Linked DNA regions of Mus musculus: region 2 is linked to region 1. Evidence: chromatin loops called from intact Hi-C (ENCODE). Cell type or tissue: heart. All regions are shown on one strand. Each heading gives the region's core, and the rest is flanking DNA. Links, peaks and the distances in the headings are about the cores only.

What was found. Peaks named below come from ENCODE experiments on the same cell type or tissue, not always from the same donor. Only the 100,000 strongest peaks of a DNase experiment are listed, where the experiment ranks them.
Region 2: a loop joins it to region 1, with 2.4 times the contacts of the local background. A loop is called at or near these places in 5 of 42 quality-filtered maps.

The regions. Positions count from the first base shown.
Region 1 is chr11:32,954,259-32,960,301 of GRCm38, forward strand. No RefSeq gene overlaps it. Among named protein-coding and RNA genes, the nearest start is that of Gm12111, 31 kb to the left of the region's middle. In heart, for the core only: a CTCF peak has its summit at 2,912; no DNase peak of the experiment used is centred there; H3K27me3 peaks cover 1,891 bases.
Region 2 is chr11:33,096,765-33,102,807 of GRCm38, forward strand. No RefSeq gene overlaps it. Among named protein-coding and RNA genes, the nearest start is that of Fgf18, 48 kb to the right of the region's middle. In heart, for the core only: a CTCF peak has its summit at 1,275 (motif pointing left); DNase peaks (open chromatin) are centred at 1,927 and 3,577; H3K4me3 peaks cover 485 bases; H3K27ac peaks cover 324 bases; H3K27me3 peaks cover 1,552 bases.

The sequences.
Region 1 (6,043 bases), core at 615-5,614:
TTCTTCTCCTTCTCCTTCTCCTTCTCCTTCTCCTTCTCCTTCTCCTTCTCCTTCTCCTTCTCCTTCTCCTTCTCCTCCTCCTTCTCCTCCTCCTTCTCCTTCTTCCTCTTCTTCTTCTCCTCCTCTTCCTCTTCCTCCTCCTCCTCCTCTTCCTTCTCCTCCTCTTCCTCCTCCTTCTCCTCTTCTTCCTCCTCCTCCTTGGTACCAAGGACTTGAATCTGTATCTGTCTTTCTAGTGTTCAAGAGCCACATGGCTAGCAGCTGCTATGTTGAACCAGGCAAGCTTGGCTGGCTCAGGGAAAATCCTTGTCTTCCTAGTCTTTCTTCTTTACCTCCTACACATATGCCAGCAGTACACACACACACACACACACACACACACACACACACACATGGTTACTTTAATTTCATGTCTTCCATTGGTAAGAAACAGTGCTCACTGAAGTGAAGAAACAAGAATCCTTATAAAATTATTGCTGGAGTTGGAGAGGTGGCTCAGCAGTTAAGATCACCAGCTGCTCTTCTACAGGACCTGGGCCTGATTCCCAGCACCTATTCGGAAGCTCGAAATGATTCGTGGCTCCAGCTACAGTGGATCCAAACCTTTGTCTGGTCTCCACTGGCACCAGGTATGCACATGGTCCCCAGGCATGCATTCCAGCAAACACCATATACATAAAATAACATAATTTAAAATTTAAATGTAAAGGACTTGCCACTAGCCACAGATGATCAAGTCCTTCAGTCACCATATGCTAGAACTTAACCCCTTTCACAGCAGTGTCCAGATGTGGGAGCTCTGACATTTAAAAAAAAAAAAAAAGCCTGCAAAGGAGATGAGATGAGAGTCTTGAAGATGAGTTATGCAGCGGTGTGTGTGGCATCAGAAGTTGGCAAGGACCAACAGAGAACAACCGTAGAGCATCTTACCAAACTACACGAGAAGTTGCCAGCAAACTCCATGTGGACTTTTGGACAGGGGGTTGGTATTTGAAGCAAATTGTAAAGATGAGACAGCTGGATAAATGGCCTCCTCAAAACAGAACAAACAAAATGACCGTCTTGAATTGTCACCCTCTCTTATTCTATGAAGCAACAATAAACCCTTTCCCAGTAAGAGCACACTATGCAATAGAAGCTGGACTGGATATAACTGGGTATGCCCAGCTCAGTGGCTAGGCTGAGGAGACACCCCCGCCCCTGCCCCCCAACCACTTCTCAAAGTCAAGATTACACCCAGCAAAGGTCATGGTCATGTGAATAGTGAACCTGAAGAAGCGAGCATCTCTGCAGTAGGACCCAGAATCCTTGGGAATACGCCTGGGAGTGGCACACAGTCAGGAGGCAGTTTGTTTCCAGGCTTTTCAGAGGTCATCTTAGATCTCTGTGCTGCTCTGACTGGGAATGGCCCCGTAGGTTCATATAGTTGAATAGATGCTTCTCAGCTGGTGGAAGGGTCAGGAAGTATGGTCTTGGATAAGATGTGTGACTGGGGACAGGTGTTGAGGTTTCAAAAGACTTGTGCTGTACCCTTTGGTTTTTTTGTCTCTCTGTCTGCCTCTCTCTCTCTCTCTCTCTCTCTCTCTCTCTCTCTCTCTCTCTCTCTCTCTTTCTCTCTCTTTCTCCCTTTAGTGCCTGCAGATCAAGATCTGACCTCTCAGCTGTTGCTCCTGCTGTTTCTGCCACCATGGATCTTAGCTTTGAATCTCTAGTTTTGTGTATTTAACTTGGAACAGCCATTGAAAGGCTAGACAGAGACCACTGATGGGAGTGCCTTAAGGGACAGTAAAACATAGCTGGGGGATTTCTTGGGGAATAGAAGGACATAGGTGGGAGACACTTTGGGGTATAGTAGAATGTAGGTGGTAGAAATGCCTTAGGCAGTGGTTCTCAGATCTTAGACCCTCACAGGAGTCACATACCAGCTATCTCTCTGGTGGTGCTCATCTGTAATCTCAGACAGAGGATGACACAAATTCAAGTCCAGTGTAGTTTACATGGTAGGCTCAGCTAGAGCTACATAATAAGGCCCTGTCTCAACACAAAATGCCCATGAGTGTGGAGAAGGCAATGAAGGCCAACAGGCACCTGCTGTGCATCCTGCCCTAAAGGTAGGACCAGGTCTGTGCAGAGCAAAGCTGCGTGGCTGCTGTTCCCAGCCCAAGGGATAGGGATGGATGGGGTTTGCTTTTTGGCAGGAAAGAAGCTGAAAAGTTGACCAAAACTCTGTGGAGAGTGGAGAATGAAGATCCTGGTATGTCTCACTGTGCTAAATGTGTGTGTGTCAGGCCACTGCATCAGTAAGAGCAGGCGATGAATCTGAGGGAGGGAACCAAGCACTCTCTCCCTCTCCCTCTCCCTCCCTCCCTCCCTTTCTTCTCTCTGTAGTGGCTCTGTATTTGCAGCCACAAGCTTGGCATGCCGGCCCATCTTCTCTCTGTCTGCAGGGTCTGCTGCAGATGGGTGAGCCCGCACTGTGCAGCTCCTAAGACTTCTATGCACATCCCGTCCACAATCAGCATAGTCCTCTGGTTTTATATTCATTATGCTCTAGGCACTGTCATAATTGTATATAACTGTTTCTAAAGGTGGTAGGGCTCCCCATTTTACAGATAAGAAAACTGGGGTCTAAGGCTATGCGGTGCTCCTGATGAAGCCAGCTTGAGTCTCAAATGTGTCAATTCCAAAGCTGTGTTCTTTCCACATGCAGCCTTACACTCATTTATTTACCCTGGTTTTCCACATAGGTAAGTGGGAGAAAGCTGTTCACTAGAACCCCGCGGCTGCCCCTCAGGATAGATGTCCACTGGAGCCACCAAAATGTCCACTTCTGGCCAGAATTGGTCCCTGGACTCTGATTGCTCTAGCTGGGCTGGGATCTCCTGCACACAGGCTCCCCCTTATGGAAACAAGGGACATTCCCGTGCCTTGGATGTGACTGGGGACCAGATGCTGGGAAGGGCCCATGCTGCGCTCACCCAGTCTGGTGCCTGGAACCAGCTCCTTAGCCTACTAACAGCTCTGTGCTTCAGGCTTGCAAAGTGTGCGTGGCCCTTTCCCTACCGCCCATTGGAAGATGCAGTCTTGATCCATACGTGGTGGGATATTGGTAAATATGTAGCAGAAGCTGGCAAAGCCCTGTGGAGAACGGATGGTATCTACAACGAGTGACCTTCTCAGGGAGACTTCTCTTGTCTAGACATCAAAAGGAAAGCATTCTTTATGTATAACACACACACACACACACACACACACACACACACACACACACACACACCACATGCACAATATGCTGAATTCATTTCTTAGAATGGCTGAGAACTGCTTTCTAATCACAGAGCATGAGGCTAGTCTCGCACTCTCTGTGAGCCTCAGTGCCTCTTTCTGCAAAATGGGAGCAATGATGGTTATAGCCAAGATGCCCCCGCAAGGCTTGGGTCACATTTATCCACCCCTTTAGGTCCCAAGGAAATGTGGTAATCCTAGTGCTCACAGTGTTATAGCTGGGCTACATTATGGCCCTCGTGGCCTTTGCTTGTTAATTTAGTCATTTAAGGCTCTGCTTACTGAACACACCACCACCACCATGTGCCAGGCCCAGCCACCAGCAAACTCAATTCACCTCAACAGCTATCTCTATATTGCTAACAACTAGCCTTCGGATCCAGTAGGTAGGAGCCTGGGAAATGTTTCATTCCAACTGTAGGGAAAGGGAAGAGGGGACAAAGAGAGGTTAGACTGGCTGCACTCATGCCCCTCCTCTGTCACTGTGACCCCTCTTCCACAAGCCTTATTGTACCTTCAGCAAGAGAAGCGTTGGTGAGGTGCAGCCCACTGACAGGAAAGCTTGGTCTGGGTCAGACGACATCCTTGATCCAGCTGATGTTTGTCTGTCCCTGAAGACTCTCCTGCTCTATGGTACCCCACAGGGTCATTTTGCCTGTCCTTTTAGACCTCAAGTCACTGTCTTTGCTTCACCCAGTAAAGACCAGGCTCTGGCATCGAAACCTCAGTTTCCCTTTCTAAAGCATAGCCTATAAAAGGGCCCCTGGGGCTTGAATAAGCATCCCACTATGAAGCCATTGAAGGAGCTCAGCGGGACAGGGCCTCATCAGAGCCCTCCACAGATGGGTGGCCTTGTTGCTGACACTGTGCACCCTCAGGGGAGGGGCAGCCCTGTGAAGAGATTCCTGAGAGATGGCCAGGGGGCAGTTAAAAAGAGAAATCTTATTATAGGCTCACCTGGAAAGTCCCTCAAGCCTAGTGCCACTGGGATGGGTAGATTGGCAAGTCTACAAGAGTGTGCATGTTGTTGGGGGAGTCATGGTGCAGAGGTGGGTTAGCCTGAAGTCTCCATGTGTGCCTCTTAAGGAAGGTCTGGGTGCTTCCATATGGGGTGGTGACCAGTGTAGGTTTGGGAGGAAGAGGATGGTAAGGTAAGGAGCAGGCCACCTCCAAAGTTACCATCACCCTTGAATGCCAACATTCTGGGGACTAGATTTCAGGCCAAAGCCAGCTAAATGCCCGATGCTATGGGAGATGCAAGAGGGAATTAATGCCCGAGAGATCAAGCAGTAATCGTCTGGGGGCAAAGGAAGAACGAGGACTAGGTGAGGGGTCAAGTTCATGGGATTCGGAAGAGGGAATGTATCTGAGGGTTGTTTCCAAGGTGGCCCCATCGGGGCAGCATGATAGAGACTGTGGGGTATGAAGCCCACGAATATCCTTCTATCTAGCAGAAGGGCCAGATGGACACCCAGGGAATGCGAGTGAAGTCGAGGGGAGAGAGTGAGAGAGAGAGAGAGAGAGAGAGAGAGAGAGAGGATAATTAAGTGCTAAATCGTGCAGCTTAATTTATTGCTTGGACAGTTGCCTTGTGCCATAAACCCCATTGCTCTAATGAGCTCATGACATCAGACAGCAGGGAAAGTTTGCCTAGCCCATCACCCATGGTGACTGCAGCCATATGCTTGCATTGCTCAGATGCCTATCCGGGTGGACAGATGAGTGTTAGGCTCCTGACTCAGTTTACAATTGGGGGTATACCAACTACAGACAAGGCCCTTTCTCAGACTACTACCAAGGACCCAAGACTCCCATGCATGTTAGTCCAGAGCAGAAGGATAGACTTTGAATCTGACCATGATACAGGAACATAGGCCCTGCTGTGACATTCAAGGAGTTTCCCTTCCTACAGATGTAAACTTGTCAGAACCCTAACTCTCCTTGAATCACAGTTGTCTTATCTGTGAGTTCACGCAAAAAGAATTGGGGGAGCATTCTGGGAACCTCTGTTACTATGGGGAAATAGTATACTGAAGTAAGAAATAGGTTAAAGGAACTGTTGGCCTGTGAGTGCTCCCCTGCCCCCAGGCCAGCCACTCTGGGGAAGCAGAGGACTGACCATAGCTACCTACTGTGGAGGGCACTAATCAGTCCCTGTTTGGTTATCTGGTCCTGTAAGGGCATTTTAAGTTTGGAATGAAGAGAGGTTTAGACTGGGGGAACCCAGAGCTGCCCTTTGGAGAAGACGGTACAAGGGAAGTAGGCCTATGCAGATGAGACTCTTCAGGAGAGAGGCAGTCCTTGCTGGGCATGCTAGTGTATGCCATAGTCAGTGCTTGGCAGGCTGGAAAAGAGATAGCCCCTTGCCTTGGTTCTCTCTCTCTCTCTCTCTCTCTCTCTCTCTCTCTCTCTCTCCCTCCCTCTCTCTCTCTCTCTCTCTCTCTCTCTCTCTCTTTCTTGGCTATATATGTAGTAAGCCTGACTTTTTAAAAAAGATTTATTTATTTTGTGTATATGTATATTTATTTTATATGTATGAGTAAGCTGTCTTCATGCACTCCAGAAGAGGACATTGGATCCCATTATAGATGGTTGTGAGCCACCATACAGTTGCTGGGAATTGAACTCGGGACCTCTGGAAAAGCAACTCTTAAATAGCTGAGCCATCTCTCTAGCCCCTGCCTTGAATTTCTTAATAAGGACATTCTAAATGCCTATGTTGGAAATGCTTAGAAAAATGTCTAACTGGAAGGGTTGG
Region 2 (6,043 bases), core at 626-5,625, 140 kb after region 1:
TTTCTGCTCAAGACAGAATTGTAGGGAACTGTGCCAAGCTCACAGAAACTTGGTTTCCTTCTTCCCAGAGAAAGGAGCTAAAAATCGGCCTGAGCACCAACCAAACAGCAGCTTACTGACAGTCCCTGAGAGGCCTCGTTCAGATGTCCAGTGTCCTAGAAGGGCCCCAAGGCTAGGCTCTGCTTGGCGGTCCTTCTCCTGCGGTGTCTGCTGAGGCTGGACCCCACAAAGCAGCAGCAGAAACTCATACACCTGCTGTTTCCTCTAAGGGCTTTCTTCTTTTCTTTTCCTTCCTCTCCTCTAACGGAATAACTAAAACTCCTTTATTGTAGTCCCAAGAAAGATTCCAACAGAACACTTTTTAAGCCTCTGATCACACCAGGCTTCATGATGTCCACTGAACAAAGCAAGACAAAGACAACATAAGACCTACAAGCAGACGTAAATACTAAATGTGTGGTGGGATCAATCTCAGTCTGCACCAGAGGCTTCATGAGGAAACACCTGTTTGAGCAGGGTCCGGCTAAGCTCGGACTTAGCACCACTGACTTGGGCACCCTGGGAGACACCCGCTCATCCTCTCTACACTTCTATTTAAAAGCACAAACATGCACTTCTCGGGATCCTTTGAAGACATTGGTGTGAACTTGCTCAGCATTGGTCCTACTGAATGCTTGTATGCAGCATCAACTGGGACCACCCAATGACATCCTCTTACTGCAGGGAGTCGGAGACACGGCAGCTCCAGATAATCATCCCCAGCTCATGGGAGAAGCTAGAAAATCCAGAGAATGGACCTCTGTGAAGGAGCAAGGCGCTCCTGTCAAAGGAGAAGCTCCTGAGAATTAGGACCTTTGTCCCACATCAACTCCCCAAGCCAGACTCGGTGCCACGCAATCGTGGAAGCTCCTCTGGGATAGTGCACTGCTCAGAGGGAAAGTGGAGATCTTAGTTGGGACACTTGACAGAGAAAATGATAGAGATTATAGGAATATAAACATCTGTCCTCCAAACCATCCAAGCCTGGGCTTTCAGCTATCTTGGCTGATCATGGTCCCATCGTCGTCGTCACTGGAAACTCGGTGGCCTTGGTGAGTCATTGCTGCTCCTCTGGAGCTCAGTGTTGAGAGGGGACACAGTACTATGATGTCCCAGAGGTATGGAAGGAATTAGTTCAGCGCACAGAGCATAAAAGTACGCAATAAAGGCTGTTCTTGCATGCACCTGGGGTAAGCTGCTTTGTTATTTTAGTCAGGTTGGGGATGTGCGCCCTCTAGTGGTAGAGCCCCTCCCAGTGGTGGTGCAGAAGCTTTCTGCCTTGGGGGGGAGGGTCGAAAAGGGACCACAGTAGATTAACTCTTCCAGAAGGGCTTTCCGAGGGCGAGAGCTGAGTTCCGATCCAGGGCCACAACAACGGAATCCAGGAGTGGTGATCTGTGTACATAGAGAGACAGTACAAAGTTTGAGTCTGGACCACTGGAAACTCTAGAGAACTCTTCACGAAGGAACAAACCATGTTAACTAGGGAGGAAGTCATGAAGGCTCCAAAGGCAGTACTTACTCTCCTTTTCTCTAGTAGACCCTCACCCTCTCCACCCTCCTGTTCTGCTTGAGTTGTACAGACCAAGGTCCACAGGAGTCATAGGACTCGATCCATCAACTCCCAGAACATCGGAAGCACTTGGACTCTAGAGCCATGCTATGCTTTCTGCCCTCCAGTGCAAGGTCAGCTTAGCCTAGCAGGCGACAGAAGCCGGGATGTTTCCTTGAATCACAGAGTAGAGTTTCGAAGAAGGAGAAAAGGCAGCAGGCGGAGTTCCCAGGGCTGGAGCCTTGCCTGGCTGGTCCCTGGGCTCAAGGAGGGTGGGAATGACGCAGCCTGGGCCCGGCAGGTCTCTAGAGTACCATTCGCCGGGAATTTGCAGGCAGCAACAGCCAGGAGGACTGCGGGGCTCTGGGAAGGACAGCTGATCCAGTCCAGGCTGACTCACGGGGGCTTTGTGTATGGGGCACAGCCTGTGCTTAGCATCCTGTGTAGTTGGAATCCGAGAGACACCCCCACCCCTACCCGTGCACACACATACACCACCACAGAGAAGCACCCTGCGCCAGCAGAGTGGGTGTACCTAGGGGTGAGGAATAGAAACTTCCTCAGCAAAGAAGGGTCAATTTGGAACAGAGAAATCCCTAAGGACTCATGGGAGGGGGTGGCAGAGCAGGAGGCCAGGCGCAGCTGTGGGCTGAGGCCACAGACTGGAGGCTGCAGAGACAGACCTTCCCTGGACAGGCCCCCTTCTAGTGCCATGTGTCCTAGAAACCTTCTAGCAGGGTGAAGCTCACAGGATACTCGACATGTTTTTGTGGGATCACCCAGAATACAGATGACGATGAAGCTGACACTGAAAAGGAAGAGGCTTCAAGCTCTTGCGCCATTTCTACCCAGCACAACTGTCCATGGCTGTCCTGTGAGGTTCCTCTGAGAACCAGACAACTGTGATGAGGAAGGAGAGTCTGTCATCCTCTAGACCCAGACATCCATCTTGTACCCCAGCTAGCAGCAACCACCAACCTAGAGTGTCTCCCCAGACTGTGTACTGGGGCTAAATGTATCTTAAAGCCATGCACGGTGACAGGAAGAAAGCAGTCTCAAACCCCAGCTCTGCCGTGAACTCACTGTCATTTACATCTCAGCTGCACAGTTTCCTGAAGTGACAGGTATTGTCCTCTGCAGAAAGCATTTATGGAAGAAAACAAAAACCGCTGCCATTGGTTGAACCCTTTGAGACCAGCCAATGTTTAGTTGCTCTGACCACACCCACTGCTGGGCTCTCGGTATGCCCCATCACTGACAGCTTCACGGTCCCATTAACTAAACTACACTGTCAACTAATGACATGTGAATAGCATACAGATGTCATTATATGTAGGAATGTGAGTCTGAGTGAGGTGGCAAGGCCCCAGAACACACTGAATGAGACACTCCTGCCCCTACCAGGACCTGTTGGAACTGAACAGATCCTGGCCTGGCAAACCAAAAAGAGAGTCTGAGAAGGGTTCCTCTTGGAACCTGGGAGTCCTGGGCAAGTCTGCTCACCAGCTACCTCTGAAGCAACCACTCTGGGACAGACTTAAGACTAGACACTCCAGACAAAGCAGCTAGGGGCCCAACTCCATTGTTTTCACAACTAGGGGGAAGCCTGCTGAATACTAAACTGGTAGCAGGCAGGAGGCTTGGACTTGTGTCTTCCTGGCAGGATAACTCACTAGTGAGGAAGTCCTCAGTTCAGACAGCTCCACTAAGCCAGGACCGCTTCTTTCAGAGGTCTAGCTGGTCCCTTTAAGAAGAAAGGGGCGGGGCCACTTTCTATCCCATGCCCCTCCAGCTACAGCTGTGAAAGCAGGGCTCATGCACCCAGACTGAGCTGGACTGAGAGCCTCTGCTCACCCCTGACCTTCCAGCCACCCCTCTGCCTCTCCTAGCCCTAAGTCCCCATGCTTTGGTCCTGGCCTCTTACGAGCCACAGTCATCTCAGCTGATCTTTCCCTGGCCGGGACTCCTGGCTGGGCTGTCCAGCCCTTCCCTTCCCACTCCGTGCTTGGCAGAAGGGTAAGCGGCTGTTCTCGAGCTGGGCCCAGGGGGGCTGGCCAAGGCTAATGAGTGCAAAAGAGGGCGGAGGGGTAGACTGTCTAAAACGGAACCCCCTTTCCCAAGGAGCCAGCCCCGCCCACCAGGAGGATGTGAGGTGAGATCAGCTGTGTACACAGAACACCGAGAATGTGGTTATTTAGGCTTCTAGAAGAAATGGCTGGCCAAAGAGGTTTCAGACCCACCACAAGTGCAGACAGAACTCACCTGCTGTCCATCTGAAGACAGCAGGTTCAGGCGAGTACTGGCCCTGCCTGGCACCATCCTGGCTGCCTATCAGTCTGATGCTTTCCCAAACTTGAGTCCCACCTCCCACCTCAAACCCCCTCCAAACTCAGAGGACTCCAAGCTCTTTGGAGTGTTGAGAAATGTTGGATACAAGTGCAGGCACCGCCACTGCCTCCGTCGCCTGTCTGGCCTCAGTTTCCCCATCTGTAAGATAGCAATGATGCTGCCCACCTGGCACTCACGTAGATGGCTACAATAACGAGCTGCTGACATTAGACTGTACTCGGGTGGCGTACACATGTCTCCACAGGTAGAGATCTGTCTGCTGGCTCTGCTCACTCACCTGGACTCACAGTCCCTGACCAGCCTGAGCACTGGGGCAGCCCCTCCTCTCTACTCTGCCATTTTCCTGTCTGAATATGACCTTATTCAGCAGAGAATGCACAGAGCCACAGTGTAGCTTTCCTGCAGAAAGACTCGGGGTTCCTAAGACCCACTGTCAAGCTGCCCCTGTGCTGTCACTGAGGGAATTAAAGTGAAAGAGAGAGAGGCAACCTAGAAAAGGACAGATGCCTAGACACCCAACATCGAGACTGGGTCTTCCACTGCCTCCACAACCCAGTCTTTTTTTTTAAGATATTTTCTTCATTTACATTTCAAATGCCATCCCCAAAGCCCCCTATACCCTCCCCCCACCCTGTTCCCCAACCCACCCACTCCCACTTCCTGGCCCTGTACTGGGGCATATGATCTTCGCAAGACCAAGGGCCTCTCCCACCATTGATGGCTGATTAGGCCACCCTCACAACCCAGTCTTAACCCTCCTGTCTCTTGTGCTTGCTGATTCAATAATGCAGGGAAGGCCCTAAAAGATTGCCTAGAGGCTTCAGAGCTCGTGAGCAAGCCAGGGAAGTGCAAATTCAGCTCTCCAGACATCTCTGGCCTTTCACTGCTTTGTTGAGTCAAAGAAAATACTTTGACCCTTTTATAGGGATTTGGGGAGGGGATGCTCTATCCAAGAGAAACAGCTTTTGAAGGCCTCCAGCCAAGAAAGCTCAGGGCAGGGCCAGGAGGGTCCTCTGATCACAGCATGGGTAGGAAGCCGAGGGAGCAGGAGCCAGAAGACAGGCAGGTAGGAGGAGACCCCCATTCCAGCTGCTGCATCTCTCTCTCTCTCTCTCTCTCTCTATCTATCTATCTATCTCTATCTCTATCTCTCTCCCTTTCTCTCTCTCCTTGCTGCCACTGCTGCCCCTCCAGGGGTCATGCAGAGCCACACCCCACCATGACTCTTAATATGGCAGCTTCATTGCACACTGGTGCACAGTCATGAACTCTATCATTCATTCCCTCAGCACCGTCCAGGATCCTGCTCTCAGGTATCCTGCAGTCACACAGGGCTGCCCCTGAAGGCCCAGTGCCCTGACTGGGGCTTGTGTTCTATGCACCCACTCTGAGATCTAGGCCTCCCTAGAGTCTTCTATGAAGTTTTCTACCCGATGTGAGCTAACAAGCAGGAGGGAGGTGTCACAGAGCACTAAATGGGCATTTTTAGCTTGGCCCTGAAATTGCACACTTCTCTTGCCTGTATTTCACTGTATTTCACAGTCACCCTGTGACCACCTAGCATCATTCTCCATTCCAGCAGCGTCCCCACTTCCTCCTGGGGTTACCTTGTCCCCATTACACACTTTCTATTATGCCATTTCTCGCCTGCTCCCCCTATACTCAAGCCTGAACCTTGAGCAGTGAAGCTCATGGGACGAAAGTGATGGCTTCTGGCCCTGTTATTCAAGCTCAGAATAAAGAGGCAATTCCCAACACCTACTTTATCACAGATATTTCTGCGTCATCACACTGCCACTGTCTGTGTCCTCAAGTCCCTGGTGGATGGAGGAGACCCTGCTGAATTCACTGATGTTTTCACTGGAGTTTAGCAAGCTGCATTTAACACACTGTATGCATTCAACAAGTTCTTATAAAACTGAATGAACATAAAAGTCTTAAGGCTGAGTATATGGTTCAGTGGTAGAGTGCTTGCCTAGCATACACAAAGCCCTGAGTTCAAGTCTCCAGACCTAAGAAAGGAAAGAAAAGGAAGGGGAGGGAAGGAGAGAGGGAGGGAGGGAAAAGATGGAAGGGAAGGGAGAGGACAGGAGAGTCTGTAAT